3 separate regions of the Mus musculus genome follow, and all the other regions are linked to region 3. A link is a loop called in an ENCODE intact Hi-C map of the cell type or tissue named here. Cell type or tissue: left cerebral cortex. All regions are shown on one strand.

Region 1 (8,000 bases), 290 kb before region 3:
TTGCTTCAATGAAACACAGTGACCAAACGCAAGCTGGGGAGGAAAGGGTTTATTTGGCTTACACTTCCACATCATAGTCCATCACTGAAGGAAGTGGGGGAAGGAATTCAAACAGGGCAGGAACCTGGAGGCAGGAGCTGATGCAGAGGCCATGAAGGGGTGCTGCTTACTGGCTTGCTTCCCATGGCTTGCTCAGCCTGCTTTCTTTTAGAACCCAGGACCACCAGCCCACAGATGGCCCCACCCACCATGGGCTGAGTCCTCCCCACATCAATCACTAATTTAAAAAGCGCCCTACAGCTGAATCTTATGGAAGCATTTTCTCAGTGGGGGTTCCCTTCTTTCTAGCTTGTGTCGACTTGACATCAAACTACTCAGCATGCTTTTCTAGGGAACCTTAACTACAATGGCGATTTAGGTTCCAGGCCCTGGCAGGTTGTACTCCGTACATCAGCCGAGTTGAGATTACTCAGGAGACTGAGCTAGGAAGAGAGAGAGAGTTCAAGGGCAGATCAGACGAGTTAGTGAGGCTGTGTCTCAAAAAGTAAAACACACTTGCCTGACAAGCCCCAGCACCTTTGGCAATCGAAACAGTAAAAATGCAATGTGAACATGCATGGGACCATGCATAGAGTGCAGCATGGAAGACCCAAGGTCGACGTGGATGGGATAGCAGCTGTGCTGGCTAGTTTTATGTCAACTTGACACAAGCTAGAGGCGTTGGAGAGGAGGGAGCCTCAGTTGAGAAAATGCCTCCTCCATAAGCTCTGACTGTAGGGAAGCCTGTATGCATTTTATTAATTGGTGATTGATGAGGGAGGGCCTGGCTCACTGTGGGTGGTGCCATCCCTTGGCTGGTGGTCCTGGATTCTATAAGAAAGCAGGCTAAGGCAGCCATGGGGAACAAGTCAGTAAGCAGCATGCCACCTAGGGCCACTGCATCAGCTCTGGTTCCTGCCCTATTTGAGCTCCTGTCCTGACTTCCTTCAGTGATGGACTGTGACGTGGAAGCGTAAGCTGAATTAACCCTTTCGTCTCCAAGTTCCTCTGGTCATGGTGTCTCATCACAGCAACTGAAATCCTGACGAAGACAATGTCATTGTAATTTGTGACTATTGAAAGCTCCAGGACTTGTGGACAAGACTAGCTTTCCTGGCTGAGACTGTGAGCGATCACCCAGCCAGACCTCGCTGAGCCCACTATTAAAGTCAGGTCACCCCTGCAGGTTCTTGGCTAAATTTTAGGTTATCTTTGATCCATTTTTAATACAGGAAATGGTGTAACAGCTATCCATGTGTTGATAAATGATGTTCCTTTCTTTAAACTTTTTTTTGCTGTATCCTAAGTTACCTGTCTGTGTGAGGTGTATGAGTATATTAAGTGCAAGTGTGTTTAGAGGCCAGAGAGGGTGCTGGATCTGCAGTTACCGGCAGCCGTGAGCCTGACATGGGTGCAGGGCACCTAACTTGGGTCCTCTGGGAAAGCAGTAGTTGCTCTTAGCCACTGAAACATCTCTCCAGGTCCCCTAGATTTTGTTTTGAAATGAACACGGTGTGATGAGATGAGCCTGAGGGAATTATAACCATCCTGATAGGAGAGACAACGTTCTGAACAAACACTTAGGCCTACTCCTGTGAGTATCTGATGGTTTAAATCATGAACCTCAAGAACATTTCCTCAGGGATCCCTCTGGGGGAGAGGAAAGCATAAAGCCTTGGCGGCATCCAGGGGAGGAGCCTGCCTCTCAGAAGGAGACCTCCCAGAGTTCCTGCTTGTCAGGGCACCTTACCGGAGAGACTGGAGCTTAGACAATGCCGGGCCAGTGAGGAGCAGGACCACACCTTGGCCAGGACTGTGTAGTCAGGAACACCCCTGCCTGTTTAAGCCTCCTGTCAGAATCCAGAAGTACACTTGAGTGTCACTGGGCCCTTTCTTCTCTTTCCCATGTGGACACACTCAATAAAATGTTCTCTGATTTTTATTATTGCTTGTATCTTTAATTGACATACAGGGCACAGCACAAACATACTGTGCATAAACAGTCAAGTTTAGACTTTCAGCACCCAGGCTTTGACCCTGAAAACCTGTAACAGAATCTTGATAAATTTCTCATCCTGACATTTAGTGAAAATTACATGTCCTTCTTCACAGCTGCCATTTCTAGGTGTCTGCAGGCACTCTTAATTATATACCGATTCTATTTGTATGTGTATGTGTGTGTACTTTGGGCATCTGGGAGCCACTGAAGTCAGAAGGGTCAGATCCCTGGATGTGGAGTTACAGATAGATGGTTGTGAGCTGGCATGCGAGTGTTCAGAACTGAACCTAGTCATCTGCAGGAGAATTCAGCATTCTTAACTGCTGAGCCATGTCTCCAGCCCCTCACAGGCACTTAAAAAATACATTTTAACAATAGAATTACATCGCTCCCCTCACTTTCTTCCAGCCCCTGCCAGATCTCTGTCCTCCAGTCCCTCTCAAGCCCCAGTGCTCAAGTTAAGTACCCTTCTTTAAAAATTATTTTCACATACATCTATAGATTAGTATGTATGTGTATTCACAATTATATGTAAATACAACCTGCTAAGCCTGTTCCTTTTGCTGCTGTATATGGTTTCAAGGCTGACCACTCTGCATTGTGCAACAAATAAAGGGGTCCATCTCTGGGAGTAGCTAACTCTCTCTCCCAGCAGCCACTAGTGGCCTGTAGGTCTTTGTCTAGGGGTGGAACCCCAAGAAAACCTCTCCCTTCCACGTTAACATGTCCATCAGATATGCCACTGCTTCGGTCTAGTTTATGCAGCCATTTCCAGGAGAGATGCTCACGGCAGACTTCTTGGTATACAGGCTCTTACAATCTTCCCACGCCTACTTCCTCCAAGTTCCCTCGGCCGTGGATGCAGGAGCTGTGATGCAGATGTATCTGTTGGGATCTGGTGATCTTGCATTGTATCGAGCTGTCTTCTGGGACGGTCTCTGTTAGGTGTAAAGAGAACCTTCTTTGATGAGGCTTGGCAGCTACACTTACACAGGGACAGGGCTTGCACACCTCACTGGCACTTTACAGAAATCCTCACCCTCTCAAAATCCTGCAAGGTCACATTCGTCTCCGTTTTAAAGGTGGAAAAACTGAATCTTGAAACTGTGCCCTCTGGGAGTTTTGCCACCGGTGGGAAGATTGGAAATCGTTGGTTAGAGGGCTTCTTGGAACACTGCTACCTCCTGATCTCCCTTTCGGCACCTGAGTGGAAGCGCCTCACAGACTTTATGAAAACAAGCCACTTTCCCAGCTTTACCCTTCCTCTGTAGGACCAAAACTCACTTGCACAGGAAAGGGAACGCCCTCAAAAGTCCATTCCTAACAGGTTTTCTCTCAAAGCAGTCAGCTGGCTCCAATTCCAGGTCTCTCTCGGCTTAGGGTGGCTGTTAAACCCCACTGGCCGGCAGAGGGCAGCACAGGCCAGCTAATGGATGGATCAGTGCTCCGAGCATCCGCCTCCAGCCTCAGCCACCTGTATGAAGTAGGCAGAATGATGCATAGTTGAACCTCCTCAGGTAGGGTGCGCCCAGGTGCAACACCTTAGGTTCCAAAAGGCGCAGGCCAGTCTCCCTCTCTTCTGGTGTAGCCTGGAGATGAGACAAAAGAAGACTGGACCACAGGCAGATTTTTTCTGGCACCTCGCCCACCCCGTAGGGACCTGTTGTAACCGGAGTGTGGGGTTTCCCTGCAGGAACTATAGTAAAGGACATCTTTTCAAAAATAGTTCTGATCATGGCAAGGCTAGACACAGGAGCTCGAAAAAGAGCTACAGGGAACTTACACTCACTCGAAGCACCCAGGGGGCTTTGGGAGGATCACATGTTTTTGTTTTTTGAACTCTGAGCAGCACCCATAGCTCTGGGTCACCGTGAGGTTACCTGGTGAGGGTTTGTTTTTGTTTTGTTTTTTAAATCAATCTTCTAATTTATTAATGTGTTACAATGAGAAGCGCAACTGTATCTTATAGTCTATCATGACTTCAATGCGGGCTTTAGAATTAAACTCTGTTGCTAAGTTTTATTTTTGTGGCGCAGTCCCCATTAGGTGTGCTGTGCTGTGCTGTACTGTGGTGATCATGGTAATCTGGCCAATTGAAGAAGCCGAGCTCTGCCGTAACAGGAACTCCAGCAATGCCTTCACTCCCTACAGGCAGGTCCAATGTGATAAGGCCAATGTTTCCATATTGCTGAGAGAAATGGTCTCACCTGTAGGTTTTCCTCACGAAGCAATGCATTCAAAAGTGGAGGTTCAGATTGTTAGAATGCACTTCCCATAGCTGTTTAGGAGGTCTTAGATTTACTGCCACAGTTCTGGTGGTGGCCATACTACAGCTCGGTTAGTTATGTTTCAGGGTGCTTACGCAGTTCTGTGACAGCCACACAGCAGGATTATAGCAATGCAGGAATCAGCTTGCCTAGCTGCGCACTTTCCCTCCACTTTCCAGTGCTGTTGATAGGGAAGGGGAATCAGTGACCAATGGCACATGTAGTGCAGGGCTGCTCCCCGTAGTCCTGGCTTCCACACTGGCTGCTGGTAGTACTACCTTGGAAGACTATGGAAACACCGGGACATGAGGCCTCACTGGAAAGAACAGGACTCTGGGTGCGTTGGCCCTACTTCATGTCCTGTTTCCTGGTGGACTGAAATGTGAGCAGATGGCCTTGTGCTCTGGCTGCAGCCCTGACTCTTTCCCTGACATGGTAGTGGACTGTACTCTCAAACTGCTGGCTGGAATACATTCTTCCTGAAGCTTCCTGGGTGTTCAGTTATAGTTTGAGAAAATAGCTATTACACTAACACCCACAAGCTATTGACTAAATAAGCAGATGGCAGGGGGAGGGAGAGACAGAGAAATCTCTCATGCAGAGTACTGGATGATCTCTGCAGATGTTCATCTCTGGAGGCACGAGGTGAGGTCTGCCACTTTTCTCAAAATCACTGATTTTTTTTATGTTGACCAGTCAGAACTCAGAGTACAGATGTGTGCATGCAACAAGGCGTGTGTGGAGGTCAGACGACAACTTGACAACTTTATGTGGCCGGTTCTCTCCCTCCATCAGTCCATGGGTTCAAACCCGGCCTGCCAGGCTCCCATGGGTCCTCACTGCGCTCTTGTGTTCACTGCCTCGTTGGCCCTTTGTGTATGTGAGGACCGGTATGCTTACCTGAAGTGTACCTTTCTCCCATGGTTCTGCCCTCAGTGCCCATTTCTGTGCCTTTGGCCTGAGCCCCCCACCCCTACTGCCCCTGCTATTATTTCTCCATATGTTTGCAAGTTTGCACTTATTTTTTTCTGGACTCAAACTGTGTCCAGAAAACTGCCTTGTGTTGGGTGACTACTCTTTCCACTCATCTTATACTCTCACCTGACTTTTATACCTGGCTTCTCGGGTCTTCCCTATGTCTGCTCAGCTTATGTGAACTTACATGTCTTGACTGAGGCAGAGCCTGGAGGGACTTCATTCTGCATTGACAGACCCTTGAGTGGGCTAGGAACACAGTCAAATGAGTCTTATGTCTCCCTTGAGTCTAGTGTCCTGCTGAGGTCCTAGTTTTCTTGCCAGTCAGCATTTTATGGGGTGCATGAGACTTTAAGGTACTGTCTCTACCATGTGGGACTAACAGGGCTGAGTCTGCTGAGTAGATGGTCTCTGTAAAAGCCATCTTGCTTAGGTCAGCCTTTTTTGCTCTTTTTTTTTTAAAAAAAGATTTATTTATTTATTATTATATGTAAGTACACTGTAGCTATCTTCAGACACAGCAGAAGAGGGCATAAGATCTCATTACAGATGGTTGTGAGCCACCATGTGGTTGCTGGGATTTGAACTCAGGACCTCTGGAAGAGCAGTCAGTGCTCTTAACCACTGAGCCATATCTCCAGCCCCCTTTTGTGCTCTTTTTATTCAGGTTTTCAGTGGGATGAATGAAGCTTGACTCTAAGTTAGTTATTCAAAGACCTCTGTCATGGTTCAGATCTTAAATGTCCTGCCAGAGGTCGCTTGTTGAAGGCCTGGTGTCCAATGCAGCAATGTTTAGAATCAGGTGTAAAGGCTAGGATTCAGTAAATGGATGTGAAGTTAATTAACATTGATTGTCATCTTGACAGGATTGACAGTCACCTGGGAGACAAGCCTCTGGGCATGCCTGTGATACATCATGTATTTTATTGGGATAGCTAAAGTGGGAAGAGTCACCCCCAAAGCGGATGGTACCATTCTCTCGGCTTGAGTCCTACAGTGCAATCAAGGAGAAAGCTAACTGAGCATAGACATTCACATTTTTGCTTCCTGTTGATGTGACCAGGTGCTTCAAGTTCCTGCCACAAGGACCTCTGATCACAATGGACTGTACCATCGAACTGAGTCTAAATAAATAAATACATAAATACATAACTCTTTCCCCCATACATTGGTACAGTCAGGGCATTTCATCATAGCAATGAAGAAAATAAGATACTCACCAATGGGGTTCAATAGCTTAGTGGGGTTAGGGTGTGGAGCCTGGTAGAAGAAGTCAGTCACTGTTGGTGTGCCCCCCTCCTTCTCTCCTACTTTGCTTTCTGAGCATCAGGAAGGGAACAGCTCTCTCCTATCACGTACTGCGTTCCAGACTCAGAACAACTGGGCTGAGCAACCTTGGGCTGAAACCATGAGTCAAAACAAATCTCTCCTCTTTTAAAATTATTTCTTTCATGTATTTTATCAGAGCAGTGGAAAGCTGACTAATTTAAGGGTTCACAACATCCAGAGATGCTCCCACAGTGAGGCTGAACCCAGCCATGCCAACCAACAAGAGGGTGCCGATAGCACAGAGTATTCTGGGAAAGTCCTCCTGACTGTGGACGGAAACATTTGTAGTCTCCCAACAAGTCTTTCTTCTCTGGAATAGCTTTGAACCACATGTCCCTTATTCAGTCTGCTTACTGTGGGCCAAATCTGACTGCTGGGAAACACTGACCCACTCAACTGACTGGGTTTTGAGATGGGCTGAAACAGCCAGCCAAGAGGGCTGCTAGTGCTTTCTATATATTCACAACACATATATAAAGATCTAATCACTTATTTTATGTGTGTTTTGCCTGCATGTATGTAAGTGCACCGTGTGTGTGCCTGGGGCCTGAGGTAGTTAGAAGGCAACAGATAAAACTAGAGTTACAGCCAGGTGTGGTGGCACATGCCTTTAATCCCAGCACTCGGGAGGCAGAGGCAGGCAGATTTCTGAGTTCGAGGCCAGCCTGGTCTACAGAGTGAGTTCCAGGACAGCCAGGGCTATACAGAGAAACCCTGTCTCAAAAAACCCAAAAAACAAAACAACAACAAAAAAACCTAGAGTTACAAGATGGTAAGATGGTGGTGAGCCACCATGTGGGTACAGGGACCTGAACCCAGGTCCTCTGGAAGAGCAGCTAGTGCTCTTAACCACTAACCCATCTTCCTAACCCATTTATGTATGTATGTATGTATGTATGTATGCACATACGTATGTGTGAGTGTGATTATTTTTGAGGCAGGGTTTCTCTGTTTTATAGCTCTGGCTGTCTATGAACTCAATATATAGATCAGACTTTCCTTGGAGACCACTTGCCTCTTCCAAGTGCTAGGATTAAAGGCATTGTGTCATCAAGCCTGTTTTTTTTTTTTTTTTTTTTTTTTTTTTTTTTTTAGCATTTTTTGGTCACTGGCTTAGTTGATTTACAATGTCCTAACTTGACTGACTTCATTTTGTATGGTGGAGGTGAGTGGACCAACTGAGGTAGTTGCTTTTCTCCTGCTCTGTGGGTTCTGGGGAACTCGAGTCACCTGACTTGGTGACATCAGCTCCTGTTGTCAAGACTGTGCTGGAGCAGCTACTTTCTAAGTGTTTTCATCTATCTGCTGACATTTCACTTCAAGTAGCCACACAGAAAAGCAAACCGCTCTGGCTTTTCCTGGCTCATTGGCCACCCTCAAATAACTGTCAA
Region 2 (8,000 bases), 170 kb before region 3:
GTTTTCTAAATGAAAGAATTAAAGGAATGTAATTGGAGAAGTATACAAACAGTGGTTAAGACGCTGCTTCTGGGAAGACATATTACAACTTATAATCTTCCTCTATGGGTGTGCGTTGTTGGTGTCTAATCAGGCATGTGAATGGATTCAGGTGTTCCGTCCTATTAGCTGGAAATTGCTCTGTTATTTGCGGAGCTGTTTGTGTTACATTGTTACTGGCTCTGAGTTTCTCTTTCTCTGGAGCTCCTTCCCCTGGTCCCTGCAATCTGTATAATTGTCTTCTTCACTTTTGTCTTTAGAGAGCTTTAAATAGAGCTCCCTGGATGATGCATGGTGTCAGAGGGAGAGTTCTGGAGCCTTGCAGAAGAGTCCTAGAGATGTGGGGCCATCACAAAGATGCTGCGGCAGGAAGAAGGGACCAGTTCCATCTCGCAGGGTCACTGTGGTGTTGTAACCAATAGCCATTCCCTCCAGGAAGGCATAGGGGAGTCCACTCAGAACTGCTAAGTAACCCGTGGCCTCTGTAGTAAGGGTGTGACCTCAGTCAACCATGTTAGCTCTCTGTTCCAAGGACTCCTGTACTTGGTGATGGGAACACCAGGGGCTTTTCTGGGGAAGCAACAGGGAGTGGTTTGCTAAGCGAGGAAAGCCCTTCTGTAGCCATTCATTTGCTCACTCATTCATGGTGGATGCTTCTGGCAGACTCTGAGCTCTCCCTGGTCTCTCTGGACATTAGATTAGTGGTCAGTTTCTCCCCCAGTTCAACACCACCCAATGTGCACTGTGGCAGACACCCAGGGCCACCAGTGTGGGAGCTGCTTCAGACCGAGCCCAGCAGCTAGCAGGGAATGCTCATGGTGGTCAGGCCTGTGCTATCCAGTGCTGTCAGTTGTTGGCTTTTTAAAGATTCAAAATAAGAAATACAATTATGCTGTAAGAAAGAACTTTAGCAAAATCAAGTGTGGTCACTACCTGGGCACATCCTGGGGCTGAGCTGCGGCAGCTGCTGCCATTGCTCTGTGGACATTCGAGTGTTCTTCTTCAAGCTGTGGGTCCTGAGGCCACATAGCCTATCATCACAGCCTTTCCTTCACTAAAACACAGGGCACGGCTCATGGGTGTGCAGCGCACAATGGAGTGGCTGAGCAAGGGTGGTTCTGCTGAAAGGGAAGACACTGTGGAGAGAATTTAGTGAGCAGTGGAAAGCTGGAAGGGAGGGAGGGAGGGAGGGAGGGAGGGAGGGAGGGAGGGAGGGAGGGAGGGAGGTCAGAGTGGATGGAAACCTGTGAGAGGTACTCACTTAGGGGTTGGGAACTTGGCTCCTTTGGTAAAGTGCTTGCTTTGCATGAAGATCTGAGATCCATTCTTAGAACCCATCTTAAAAACATCCAACCAAACCCTCCATGTGTTGGCTCATGCTTACAGTCTCAGCACTAGGAAGGAGGTAGAGACAGGCGGATCCCTGGGGTTCACTGGCCAGCCATCCTGGCCCTGCTGACTCGACAACAACAACAAAAGGTGGACAGGTCTTGAGGAATGATACAACCACCTGAGGTTGTGCATACACGTGCACACACATATATATGTACACAAACACATAAGAAACATTTGCACACACACACAAATCTTTATTCAGACAACTGATTATTGGTAAAACATTACTGAAGAGAAGGGTTCCATTAGCAGAGTTTAAATTTAGTTTTCTTATATGTATTTATATATGTGCATGTGTGTGTATGTGTGCACACATATGTGAAAGCCAGAAACTGACACCAAGTGTTCTCCATGACTCTACTTTCTTTTGATGAGACAGGGTCTCTTACTAAACCTGAGCCTCAGTGCTTTGTCCAGACAGACCAGAGACCCCCCCCCCCCCCGGAACCTCCTATCCCTGCTTCTCCATGTGGAGACCATAGAGGATTGCCTGGGGGTGGGCTGCCTTTTACTGTGGGGCTGGGGTGGGGGTTGGGGGTGGGATGGGGGTTTGGAGTGGTGGGGGGTTGGGAGGGGAGGGAACTGAACTCCGGGCTGCTTGCTTTTGCTGCAAGTGCTTAGCTGACTGAGCCATCTCCCCAGTCCCTAGTTTTGAGTTTCGTTTGTTTTGGTGTGTGTGTGTGTGTGTGTGTGTGTGTGTGTTTTCAGAACCTCGCTGATGAGGAGGACAAGCAGAGTTCAAGCAGCTGATGGTAACGCGCTCACTCAGAGCTTCGGCTGACAGAGCTTCAGCACTCCTCCCAGCCCTACAGCTGTGGGGAGCAGGACATAGCATGCTCGCCCCTCAGATGTCCTCTGTGGGACACAGCATCTACGCAGAGTGCCAGGCCTCCAGTTATTGGGTCTAATAGTGACTAAGGATTAAAACTGGAAAGCTGTGGAGATATCTCAGCTGATAAAGTGCTTGCTGTGCAAGCACAGGGGCCTGAATTTTGTCCACCAGAACCCACTCTTAAAAAGCTGGGCGTGGCAGTGGGAGCCTGTAATTGATCTCAAGGCTTGTAAGCTTAGTGGCAAGCAGATGCTGGGGACTTGCCGGCTGGCTGGCCTCTTGTGATTGGTGATCCGAGCTCCTAGTCGAAGACCCTGTCTCAAAACAACAATAAAAGTGAAAGTTGCCTAAGACCCTACATCCAATATTGACCTCTGGCCTATACACACACATGTACATGTGCATACAAACACACACACACACACACACACACACACACACACACACACGCACATGCACACGCACGCGCACGCATGCATATGCATAGGTGCACTTGCATGCACAAGAACACACATACATGCACACTTACTGTGGCACATTTTAATTAAAATATATATATATGTGTATGTGTGTGAACCTGGGTGAGTTTATAAACAGTAAGGTCCCCAGGAAGCAGGAAACGGATCAGATCTCTTGGAACTGGAGTACCAGATGGTCACACGGCTGTGAGCTGCCCAGTGTAGATGCTAAGAGGGAAATCTGGGTCCTCTACAAGCGCAGCAAGCAGTTCTTAGCTGCTGAGCCATCTCTCCAGCCCCCAAAGAATATTTTATATTTTGAAGCCTAGCCTTCAATGGCTGAGCCATATATCCAGCCCTCCAAAGAATATTAAAAAAAAAAAATCCACAGTGTTAGCTTAGAAGCCTCAGAGGGTTTTCTTTATCCCAACACCTAACAGTTTTCTGGACAGGCAGATCTGGCAGTGACTGGTCCGGGGTGGCTACCCTTCCTGGGGCTCATGGCCACGGAGGCAAAGTTCCGGGCCTCCACAGGGCAGAGGAGGGTGAGCAGCTGCCGAGAGCCTCTCCCTGCCAGACTGCTCTGTGGAGGGGGATAGTGTTGGCAAATGACAAAGAAGAGAAAATTGGTGTTACACCCCATAGTTAACGTGACAACACGCAGCTAACGAGCACTCAGCGATCCCCCCTGCTCATTTCTGTCACCCCCTTTGAGAACGTCACTTGTTTTATACTTAGCCTTACAGTGTAGGATTAGCTTTCGGCTAAAGTGAATTAGTCAGGGTTCTTTAAAACTCAGAACAAAGGTGCTGGAAACGTGGGGCGAAGGGGGTGCTGAGCTGTGTGCTCCTGCAGGCCGAGCCTCGCCAGCAGATGGGAACTTAGACTGAGGGATGTCAACTGGGACTAAAGTTTTATGTTACCCATAGACCTTCACCTTACACATAATGCATCTTTCTTCCTGAAGTCATTTTAAGAGGGATGCCAAGGTTGTTGAAGTTCTCAAGGCATAAAGATCCCAACCCCAGAGAAAGAACAGTTTTCAAAACATCTTACATTTCAAATCACAGAGAGCCAGTTGTTTGTCATATACACAGATTTGGAGAGACACATGAATTCATACATACACAGGCTCATGTATTCACAACACATATATACATGTACATGCACACACTTGAACATACATGTACATATACACATGAACATACATGTATACTTACACATGTACACTCACACGTGCATATGCACACATGAACATACATGTACATATACACATGTACATTCACACATGCAGATGCACACACATGAGCATACATGTACATATATACACATGTACATTCACACATGCATGGGCACGAATGTGCATATACATTCATAATACATATACACATGTGCACACATGATTGCACATATATGTACATACTCACATATGTACTCTGTACTCATGCATGTCACAGGCACACATACACACAAATGTAGATTTCATATCCTTCTTTTTTTGCCTGGCATATCATTTCTTTCATATTCCCTCCCCAGCTCTTTTCTGCTCCTCATGTGATTTACCCAACTCCAAGGTTACAGGAAAAAGGTAGAATCTTTCCCCCTACAGGTCAGAGATTGTTTCTGGTTCCTCAAATGTCCCATAGGGAAGCTTGGGAAAGTTTGCTCTGCCAACTGATTCAACCTCGTGGTGAATAGAATGCTTTGTAGGGGTCAGCTGCCCTGGTTCCTGCTGACTGGAGTGCAAACTCAGCAGCGATTCTGCAGTTCACAGAACCAACCATAGATGTCGACACAGTACACAGCTCCTTGGAAAGCATTGGCTCAGAGGGGACCTTCTTCATAGGCTCAGGTGACCATCAAAACCGCTCCTTTTGCTTGAAATAGTTGTGAAATCACATGCTTTCTGGGGATACTGCTCAGTGGATAAAGGACTGTCTTGTCAGTATGAGGACTACAGTTCTGATCCCTGTCACCCATGTAAATCCTGGCCAGGTGGGACACTTGATAAGCAGAGGTAGACCAGATGGAGTCAGTGAACTCTGGGTTCAATGAGACATCTTACCTCGATAAATAAAGTGGAAAGCAACTGAAGAAGATGCCTGATATTAGCTTTGGGTCTCTATATACACATGTACTCGTACACTCGTACCCACACACATTTAAACACATACACGCATACACACAAACACACACAAAAACAGGGAGAAATTACATGCTTTGGGGGAAGGTAGCAATTCATAATGGACCAGCCTTGATACCAAAGGATGGCTTAACTCAGGAAATGGCTTTGCATGGAAGGGGGTTTGTGGAGGATGGGCAGGTCTGAAGTCGCGAGAAAGTCGAGGGTAACCCAAGACCCTCAGACCGCCACAGGTTTACTGAGCTTGGTTCACAGATATGGGCTAGCTCCTAACATTATGGCACCCAACTCAAAGCCTCCACAGTTGCCTTTTGGCTGCCTCACTGTCTCTGTGGGGCTAAAGGCTCTGGGTATTTAAATCCCACATGCACAAAAGTATGTGGCAAGGGGCCCTGGGGACAGGCACTACTCTGGCATCTCCATTTGAAATTGAGCACTCAGTGGGGCTGTTTCCTCGTTCTGCTATCTAGTCACTCTGGGAGGGGAGCCGACTAAACTGTAATTACATTGTAATAAACCTTGCCCCTAAGCTCTGCTCTCGAAGGCTCCTTTATCCATTGGCGTGCCTGACCACACCGTGTGGAGCTCAGTGTCTCCAGCTGAGCGAGGGACTCCGTGAAAACCTGCCTTGCACTGGGTGATTTGTAAAAACAACCCAGCCTTTTGGTTCTGATTTCCTTCCCATTGATTTACACTAGTAGATTTAATTCTTCATCTCGGAGATGACTTTGCAGTGAGGAAGCCATTAGGACAAGAGCAGTAGAGCTGTATGACTCCCCCTGGGATGAAGAATACCAGGCTAATTTCATTTCAGGATCTCACTGGTGCGCAAAGCTTAGCAGGATACAGACCAAGGCCAAGAGTCAAGGCTTTTCATGCTCTGCTCTTAGCGCCTGGGCATAGAGCCTGGGGCGCATGCTCCGCTCTTAGCTCCTGGGCATAGAGCCTGGGGCGCATGCTCCGCTCTTAGCGCCTGGGCATAGAGCCTGGGGCGCATGCTCCGCTCTTAGCGCCTGGGCATAGAGCCTGGGGCGCATGCTCCGCTCTTAGCTCCTGGGCACAGCAGGGCATGACCTGGGATGCTGAAGCCCCAGGGAACCCAAGGTCATGGGGGCTTGTGCGCTGTCCTCATCTAACAGTGGAAAGGCCCAGGCAGCTCTGCTTGCATGCCCTCACCTACCTTTATCTAGAGTAATAGCATGCAATTTAAAAATTTAATTTAGGTCTTCCAAGTGCCGTCATTCTTCGAGTTAGAACCGGGTGGAACACAGGCAAGAGCCCTGAAGTGTGAGTCCTCCGCTGATGGCCAGTGTGGTTCTGTCATAAGATCCTATCCCTAGGGAAAGAAATTACGTAAGGACATAAACTCACTGAAATGCAAACGGGCTTAAAGGCTCTTCTTTTAATTTGAAAGTTTTCAATTTTTTTTTCTGTGAACAGAAATTCCATCACAGTTTTGTCTGAGCTCTTTTTAGATGTTTTTTTCTCTGCCATGTGAATTCCACACAATGATGATGCACTATTCTGGGTGCCCAGTACCTCTAAACTGGTGGTTCTCAACCTTCCTAAAGCTGTGATCCCTTTTAATACAATTCCTCATGGTGACCCTCAACCATAAAATTATTGCATTGCTACTTCATAATGGTAACTTCGTTGCTGTTATGAATCATAATGTAGTTTGTAATTTTGCTGCTGCTCTTATGAATTATAATGGAAATATCTGATATGCAGGATCATATCAGGATTTTTCCCATGAAAAAGTTATTTGACCCCTAAAGGGGTCACGACCCACAGGTTGAGAACCTTTGCGCCAGAAGCATGCTTGAGTGCTGTCCAGCAGTTGTCTACTGCTGTGCTCGCTTTGAAAAAACTGGACACTATGCCCCCGGTCTGGGGATTATTCCTCTGGTCCCCAGCAATGCTTTCCCTCTGGTCTGCTATGCACACTGTCTCCAGCCAGCCAGCCAGAGATGGAGAACGAAGGGAGCAGAAGGAGTCCAACCTGATGGAGAAAGAACAGAGCAGAGGCTCTGGAAGAGGAGCTGTTCATATCCTCACAACGGCAGGGGAGTGGAGGTCAGGCCTCCAGAAAGCGATTCGTTTCAGATGAGCACTTTGGGATAGAGCTCCATGTATAAGGTTAGTGCCCCTGTAAAGTGACCCTGGAGAGCCCTGTGCCCTTCCACTAGATTAGGACACCATCTTGACGAGCATAGGATCTGCTAACACCTTGATCTTGAACTTACAGTTTTCAGAATGTCGAGCAGGAATTCCTTCCCGCGTTCCCACGTGACCAAACACTGAGGACAAACACCAAGGGGAGAGCAGTGAGCACAGAACACGTCAGCAGGGAAAGGGCTGGGAGCTGCCCCTAACAGGAACCTCACAGGATTAGGTGTTGGCTGCTTGGCCTTTCCCTTCTACTCAAATCTGTTCAGTGACCTTTCCCCCACCACCCAGTGCAAGGCTGGCCTGAAGAATGTGAAGCCTCCGAGGACACCTTGCCTACAGCTGACCTGTGGCCAGATGTCAAGTCACTCAGCGTCCCACCCCACATCTACCTGTGAACGGCAGAGGGCGCCCTGCTCAGGCAATAGATTAAAGCCTGGTAGCTGCAGCCAAAGTCTCTGGGAACATAGATAGCTGCCAGGCTCCATGCTGGTTACCTTCAGCAGCACCCTAACAGTGGGGGATCTGATGTAGTCACTCTCTGTCCCTCTTCATATTGTCTACAGTGGTTCCCAACCTTCCTAACGCTACAACTCTTCAATACAATTCCTCATGTTGTGGTGACCCCCAAACATAAAATTATTTTCCTTGCTACTTTATAATCATAATTTTGCTACTGTTATAAGTTGTAATGTAAATATCTGATATGTGACTCCCAAGGGGGCCGTGGCACACGGGTTGAGAACCTCTGGTCTACACCTTCATGTAGACCTCTTCCCATGGCACCTCTCTTGTCTGGCAAAACTGTGAGTCCACCCCCTAGATGGTGGGGATGTCCAGAAACAAGACTCTCAAAGAATATGAGGTAAGGAAGGGTTCATGACTGTAGTGTCACTTGCTGCTTCATAGTTCTGCCAAGTGACCCAGGGAATGTCGTCTGGGCTGGAGGTGAGGTGGCGATACA
Region 3 (8,000 bases):
TTTAATGGAGCGGAGTGTTATAGTCAGGTGCCAATTTACTCTATATCCTCTTGAATTTCTGCGAAGGTCAAAACCAAGATCTAGCTGGAATCTTGTTACTCCGACAGTAAAAAGAAGTTTGTGGAAACAGCAAAAGAATACCTACCTAGCCTATGCTTTTCTGAAGCGATTCTCCCAGAAGCTGTTTGCCAAAGGATTTTGAAAATCGTGTGAACTCGGGTTTGCGAGGGTGGGGGTGGGGTGCGGGCGCTGAAACGGAATTGGAAGGTCCAGTGACAGGGCCGCCTTTTTGTATGTTGTTGTTTTTGTTTCTTCGTATGTTGTGAAAAAGAAAGGGCAGTTCTGGGGATGATCAAGACATACACAAATGGCCGTAATCCATGAATCTCAGAACAAATATGATTCCGGGATGTATAAGAGATTTCCAACCCCACCCCAGGCTACTTGGGATCAGACCATCATGTCCAAAAAAAAAAAGGGGGGGGGAGTTATTGTAAAGGCTTCTTCCAGAAAGACCTTTAGAGTCTACAAGTTCTTCAGATATCCTGGGGCGGGGTACAGAGGGGAGAGGATAGAGTTTCTACTTCTAAGATCTAGGTGCTTCGGGAGGTTGCTGGTGGGTAAAGCAAGCCTGGTCAGATGCCTGCAGACCGCCTCGCGTGTAATCCAGAGGCTCTTCTGATGACAGATAACCCGGATAATAGCAAGAATACAGGTGTTCCAATATGTTGGACGGTGAACATATGACAGCCCCCCCCCCCACTAACAAAAACATCTGAGGCTGTGAATTTCCTGACGCCGTTGCTCCCTTGCTATGATTATTACAGTGGTTTATTTTATTTTATTATTATTTTTTTTTATCTCAGGTTGTTACAGCACAGTACAGCCCTCAGCCCGATTGAGCTTTCATTTCAGGCCATTCAGCACTTACTAGAAAACTCATCAAATAATATAGAATTGTGCTAGAAGGGAAACATCGTTTCATATTTTTATAAACATCTAGGTCATAAACTTAGTTTTCAGCTACCTTCTTATTTCAGCCATCAAGTTTATTAAATCTTTTGATTTGTTTCACGAACTACCTACAAATATCAGTTACATTGTAAATGAACAAAAACGAATAGGACTATTGTTTAAGAATGCCGTAGAACCATTTTCCTTGGATAACTTAGGAGGTGATGGGTGTGCTGGGAGATCCGCTGTGTTAGGGCAAGTCAGCAAGACTGAAATAAAGGAAACGGTTTACAAATTATAAACTATATTATCCACTTAGCAATTGAAAGATTTCTTTCTTGTGCTTTTCAATTTAGATTTTAAACTAAATAGCCAAAGACCCCCTGAAAATGCTTTGTGTAAATCAAGCCTGGCACATTATTTTCCATATCAATGGGGCAATTTATTTTATAAACACCCTGCACTCCAGTGAGCTTTGCAGGAATGCTTTATGCCTTAGGAAACTTGGATAGATGACTTTGAAACAGTCTCATTTCTTCCTACCATAGGGCTGAACATTGTTTCCAAATAGGATGTTACTCTTGTTTTCTAGGACATCTAAATAGGAGGTAAACGGCATCACAATGCATACTGCCATGTTGGTGTTTGGCATTCTGGGAACTATTCTGCAGAAGCAAGTCCAAGCTGGTGCAAAACCTATGGGTGCCCACCTGCAGAAGTATGAAATCAGAGATGCAGGTGTAACCTGTTGCCAAGTGACAGAGAAGATTGGTGGTTGCAGTCTGTGCCAACTAAGCAGTGGTGGGCATGGTGTGCCAGACCTCCTTGTGCCTTCCATCCTGGTATGAGCAGAGGGTCCTGTCAGTGACAGCTTCTGGAAGTCTCCTTCTGTTTCCCTATCTATAGTCACTTCCCCAATGGCTTCACAGACACAAAAAGAACAGTCTACAACCAGTTTGATAAACACTTCTGTCTGCTTCCCATCTCCCCAACGGCTGGGTGGGGCTGCCTTCCTAAAAACTATATTCTTTAGGATTTGAAAACTGCACTGTGTCCAAGTAAAACTAAGAAAAGTCCAGAACCCAAGGCAAGGGATTAGTTTCACTGTTGACTGACCAATCTTTGTTCTCTCAGCAACTCAAAAATCTCATGGTGCCACTGCTCAGAATGCCAAAGAGCGACTTTACAAAGTGGCTAAGTTTTTATTCAACCTATGGTTATAATCCTTCAAAAATTCAAGTCAGCTCATTGCTAGTGGGAATTATTCTGTGTGCAGGCATGGGTGCTTGTATATGTCAGTGCTCATAGATAAATTATGAAGGCTTGTATATATGAAATTATGTGCCTACACTCTTGCACAATAGTCTTGACTTTGAAATAAACCAAGTCCTGGGTTTTAAACACTTTCAACTCGAACCCCTGACATAGAAAAACCAATACTTTGGCTCCTTTACACACACCTTTGTGCTCATGAGACCGAGAGGGCCCCTGTGGACAGAAGCCCTTGTCCTTCTTTTTGAAGGCTGGCTCTGATACATCTATATATGGGTTTTTAAGCTCAGCATTAGTCTCTCAGGCTCCAAACAAGTTGGGTACGTTGGGGACCATGCAAGACTAGAAATTATTTCATATGGGGTTCAGATTATCTGCCCTGATGACAATCTCCTCCTCGCCATGCTCAGAACATGATTCTCTCAAGGCTGGTGGAGACACTTGGAGGACAGAGGACACATAGAGGTGTCTCCTGGGAGCTCCCCGGGGCAAAGGCTTGCAGGCTCTGATGTACCCTCACAAGGCTGAGAGAATAGTTGAAGAAAGATCTTTAGCGAACCGAAATGACAGTTTGTGGGACTGAAAGGGGAAAGTTAGCAGCAGGAGGAAGAAGCAGCAGAGAAAACTTAGGAGAGATAAAGAACGTCGGAAGAGGTCTTTGAGGCCATCTCGGCCAACAGGAGGCGCAGATTCAGGGCGGAATGGAAGCAGAGTGGATCTGAGAGGCTGGGAGTCCCTGTCTCAGGACCTGCTGCAGGGAGTAGAGGGCTGCGCACTGGGCCCGAAGCCCCTAGGCCTGTCAGTGTGGACCCTGTAGCGGCGCGGGCCGCGATCGCCGTCTGCTGGCCGCCACCACCCTCTCTGTCCTCGCGGAGCTGAGCACCACGGGCTTTCACCTGTGGGGCGGGAGGCGCCCCTCGCCCAACTACTGCTACCACAGCGTCACTGGAGGGTTGACGGCCCGCAGTTCGGTGTTTGCTTTTCAGCGCGCGCCTCTGACCCGGGTCTCTAAGGGGGCATCTTTTCTCCTGGGTCGTCTCCAAGCCCTCTCAGCCGATTTCATGGGGCCCAGCCTGGGCTAACTTGGGGAGGAGGGATCTTCCCAAACACCAAAAAGGACCCAAATTCAAATTTGTGTGGTTAGTTTGTTGTTGCTGGTTTGTTTAAAAGGGGAAAGAAACAAAACGGATAAAGGGGGGAAAGTCGAAGGAAGAGAGTCACTAGCAAATAAGGAACTTTGGACGATCAGTGTCTTTATGAGCATCTCACAGAACCGAGCTCTCCTAAGTCGCTCTCAGGTTAAAAGCAAAAACTCTCTTTGAGTTTAGAGAGCCGCTTGTAACAGCGCCTGTGGGAAAATAAAGTCTAGGCTGTCAGGCTCCGGTTCCAGCCGTTCTCGTGGCGACCGGCACACACAATCCGGAGCTGCACTATGTGTGCGTGCCTGCCTCCCGGCTCTCTGGGTGGAAGCATTCGGAGAATCTCTGGGAGCTTCGAGTAGGGGCTCACCCTGTGAGCAGTACTCACACATATAATTCAAATTTCACAGCTGACCTGCTCTGAAAACCTCAATCAGCTTCTAATTGAAGGGAAAACAAAATATTGCTTCCCTACAGCAGAGCTAACGATTTAATCATTATATCAGACATTATAGCTTTTAATTAGGCTAATGCTGATACTGTATGGAAAGAGATAATTCAACACAGTTCTTGATGAATTCTGTAATTGGGTTAACGGCGGAGCAGTCGGGGGAGAGACGTCAATATTCAAGCTGCGTCTGTAGCCACCAGGTTTATGAATGAAAGAGAGGAGGAAAGCCTGGAACCCAAGGGGGCATCGAGCCCTCTCTCCCCCGGAGCTGCGGGTACTAGGGAAGAGGCGACTGAGATGCCAGCGAGGCTGGACCGCCGCCGGGTGCCAGGCCTCGCGGGTTTGGAACCGAGCGCGCCCGCTTCGTCGCGTGAAATTTTCTGACAAGAATTTCAGCAGACCCACTTTGCGAGTACACCTGGGCACCCGATTCCGAATCTCTCTACTGGGTCCCAACCCATGCCTGCAAGGAGGGCTGAGCACCCAAGCAGCCGCTAAGGCTTTCCATCCAGTGGCCTTTGAAAAGACAAGTGCTGCCTGGGTTCCCACCCATCGCGAGTGCCGGCTGGGTGTCCACAGCGCCCCTGGCACTCACACTCGACAGAAGCAACTCTACCCTCCGCAGGTACCCTGGGTGCGCCGGGCGCTGGTGGCACCGGAGGCTGTCCGCACCCATGTGTCCTTGCCGATCGAAAAAGGGCAGCTCTAGTGGGTGCCCAGGCTTGTGCCCAATGTCTTTTCCCCTTTCCAACTCTTGGCTGAGCGGGTACTTGGCCTTGGGCTAAAGGAGAAGGTTAACAATTAGAGGGTGTGGGCCCGCTTCCCTTCCTGCAAAAGAAGGGGAAGCAAAAAAAAAAAAAAAAAAAAAAATCCGTTTGCACTTGCCTGCGAAGCAAATTGTGACCCCCCCCTCCTCTTGCTTCCCTTTCTCTCTGCCAAGTAGGGCCTGGGCTAGAGATGCTATTTCAGGGTCAGCTTGCCATCGGGGCTCTACCCGGCATCTGACAGATGCCGCATTCTGCCTGGGTTGGAAATGCCTTTCCTACATTCTTTTTTGCCTCTAGATTTCTAGTACACTCAAAATTTGTGCTCAAGCCTGGGAGTCAGAATCTGACCCTGCCGGAGGAGAGGGCTCACGGTGAGCCTGGGGTTCTGAGAAGAGACATAGTCTCTGTAATTTGGTTGCGCTTTTCAGAAAAGCCACGGGCGGAAGCTGCACTTTCTGCGGTTTTAACCCAGATGTTTTCAGGGCGAGATTTTTATGTACTTTAAAATTTTCTGCCGCCGTTCTTAATTTTTCTCTTACTCTTTGGTTTAACTACATCAGCACAATATTCTCCTTCAAGATAAATATACTGTATTGTGATTCATCCGTGTCTTATTTTGTCAGCAATTACTGCAAAATTAAATGGGTCACTGTGAAAGTTTCATTTACTCAACCCCCCGTAATTAACAGTTTGAATACACCTTTTTTTTTTACATTGTGCAAAAGTTGTAATTTTCCAATGCATGTTGTGTCTTCCTGATAAAGAATGCTGGTTAAGTTCGATGTGATCATAAGGATTCAAAGCTCTCCTCCCAGGGGAGTGCTGTTGGGCTTGCTTTTCCCTACGACCAGGCAAAGCCTGTGCACAAGATCAAACTTTTCTGAACAGTTGAGCTTCACGGCCTGCTCAAATCAAAATTTGCAGAGGGTAAACCAGGGAGAACAGAAAGTGCCCGATTAAGGGACATTCCCAAGGAAACCTTTAACAGCAAGACTCTGGGCTAAGCAGCCAAGCCTGCATTCTGCTCTGCCTGGAGAGTGGAAGGCAAGGTGAGCTGAGACATAGGGGTGGTGATGCTAACCTTTTCACTCTGCCTGAAACAATGTTTCAGCTCTACAGCGAGGCTCAACAGGCCCAAAGGTGTCCATGACCAGGGATGTGTGCATGAAGCATACATTTGGAGTATGACTGCCCTCTCTCACATTCTCGCTCATTTAGCCCCCAAATAGAAAAGGCACCGCTCACAAGAGGAGACAAGTCATGAGGAATTTCTATATGAAGAGGAATAAAGTGAAACTAGAGATGCTTTTTTCCCCTTACAGGCCATCCCAGTTATTGCAAATTAGATTAGCTACACGGGCTGCAATATAAACATGGCAGGAGGTTCACGCCAGTGAAAACCCATCCACTCCAATCTCGCCTTTCATCGGAACAGCTCACATAAATCACATCTTGTCCTTTAATACACTTTTCAATGAGATTAAAACATCACTCTGACACAATTTCAAGCCCTTTCAGTCATGTGCCTTGCTTTACTTCAGAAAGTAGCTAACGGGAAAAGTAGGTCCGAGAATATCTCCAGGCTGTGGGAAGGGCTTTACTGCTCTATGAGGGGGCTAATGGAGGACCCTTTGGCCCCATCTGAACGCCATTCATCTTCCCCTTGCAAACATACAAAGCAGCTGGTCCAGCAGCAGAAATCAGATTTCCCTGGGGAGAGAGGCCTGTTGACAACTGCTTGTGCACAGGAGCCTTTGGGAGCAGCACACTGTGGACAGGAGGGTTGAGAAGGATCACAGCCACCTTCCAGGGCTCAGACGCCCTTCAGGACATTTTGGGAAGGAGCTCCAGGAAAAGGGGTGGAGAGGAGAGGTGAGGAGCAGAAAGAAGACAAGAGGGACACACAGAGAAAGGCACATACAGAGAGAGACACATAGATGGAGAGAGACAGAGAAGTAGAGATAAAGATAAAGATAGATGGATAGATACATAAGATGTGTAGGGTTTCCGGTAGCCTTTGAGTACTAACTTAGGAGTGAAGGGAAAAAGAGGTTATTTTTCTATAAAATTGGCTAAGGGCTCAGATCAGCACCCCTTACTGTCCCCCAGAAATGCCTCATCTCTCCCTCAGGGACGGGCTACTTCTGGGTCAGACATTGACCCTGGATTTCAGAAGGACAAAGAACCCTAGCAGGCAGCAGGAGAGGGGTGTTTGAACCCTATCTGTTCAGTCTTCAAGATATCTAAAATTGCGTGTCTAACTGAATGCTCAGGCATATCTTTTTCTGGAAGACAGACTGGACACAGCTCATCCCATCTCCCTCTGGATTCAGGTCGGCCACATGGAGTATTCTCTCTCTCTCTCTCTCTCTCTCTCTCTCTCTCTCTCTCTCTCTCTCTCTCTCTCTCCCTCCCTCCCTCCCTCCCTCCCTCCGTCCTGCAGTGTTGGGCTCATTGCTGGGAGCAGCGGGTGAGACTACAAACCTCGGAGGCAGAACATCTGTGGGAGGTTTCTCCTGAGGGACCACTTCCCTCCACCCCAGTCACCCTTTCCAGCCTCTTCCTCAGTCTTTAACTCCCAGGCTCAATCGCTTTAGTAGGGCCCAGTAGGAAGCCACCTGGTGGCTTTCTGTTCAACTTCACTGAGCGCCCAAACATCTCCCGTGGGAGTCCTTGTTCAGGTAGTGCTACAAGGTCTGCCTTGCTCTGTCCTAAAACTCCTAGGTGAGGAAACCTGACGGAGTGCAGGAGGGGGACAACTCTCTTTCCTCTTTCCTGAGGATGCTGAATTTGACCACAGTCAGTGTTCACACCCCAGCTCTACTGGGCCTGTGGCCAGTGAGGGTGTTTCCTAGCAGCGACACCCACCCGCCAAGCTGCAGGAGATAAAACTACTGAGGACCAAGTAGGACTCTTCTCTCCAGCGGGAGGGAAAAACCTCCTCTGAACCTATCAGGGTGCAATGAAAGCAGCTACCTTCCAAGCCCAGCTTTCCACAAAGGGGCATCCAGAACGCGGGGCGGGGCGGGGGGGGGGGCTTCGCACTGCAGGAAATCAATGGCAGAAAGCGGGCCTTTAATGGGTTAATTGACTGGAGGCCTCTATCGCCTTCAAACACCTGTTTCCTGCCAGTGGAGGCGGCCTGTCTGGTCCCTGCCTAGGTCGATGATGTGTCTGTCCGCCTTGCTCGCTCATCGACTCTAGCCCGTGCCGAAAATCCATTTCACCTCTGAAAGACGCTGACTACTTCCGTCTGCCTGCTACTGGAACTGGGTAAAAGAGGGTGCAGATGAGGGTGGTCAGCGGTGTCCTAGAGACTTCTGAGTGTGCACAAGTTTAACTAAAAACAAAAAACAAAAACAACAACAACAACAACAAAAACCCAAACCAAACCCTAATGGTGCGTTTGACGAGGGA

The links. Hi-C counts contacts between places; a loop is a spot of excess contacts. Peaks named below come from ENCODE experiments on the same cell type or tissue, not always from the same donor. Only the 100,000 strongest peaks of a DNase experiment are listed, where the experiment ranks them.
Region 1: a loop joins it to region 3, with 2.2 times the contacts of the local background. A loop is called at or near these places in 5 of 42 quality-filtered maps.
Region 2: it touches region 3 in a loop (3.0-fold over the local background); 14 of 42 quality-filtered maps call a loop at or near these places.

Annotation. Positions count from the first base shown.
Region 1 is chr8:12,673,201-12,681,200 of GRCm38, reverse strand. 4931415C17Rik (RIKEN cDNA 4931415C17 gene) reads right to left here. Exons shown (of 2, transcript NR_166502.1): 2 at 1,976-3,627. Among named protein-coding and RNA genes, the nearest start is that of 4931415C17Rik, 4.8 kb to the right of the region's middle. In left cerebral cortex, a CTCF peak has its summit at 3,436 (motif pointing right); a DNase peak (open chromatin) is centred at 3,453; H3K27ac peaks cover 107 bases.
Region 2 is chr8:12,561,029-12,569,028 of GRCm38, reverse strand. No RefSeq gene overlaps it. Among named protein-coding and RNA genes, the nearest start is that of Spaca7, 8.0 kb to the left of the region's middle. In left cerebral cortex, CTCF peaks have their summits at 4,509 and 7,424 (motif pointing right); DNase peaks (open chromatin) are centred at 4,527 and 7,444.
Region 3 is chr8:12,386,831-12,394,830 of GRCm38, reverse strand. All of the region lies in intron 1 of Sox1ot (Sox1 overlapping transcript), which reads right to left. Among named protein-coding and RNA genes, the nearest start is that of Sox1, 4.7 kb to the left of the region's middle. In left cerebral cortex, a CTCF peak has its summit at 3,067 (motif pointing left); DNase peaks (open chromatin) are centred at 4,501, 4,853, 5,524, 7,431 and 2 more places; H3K4me3 peaks cover 381 bases; H3K27ac peaks cover 1,083 bases.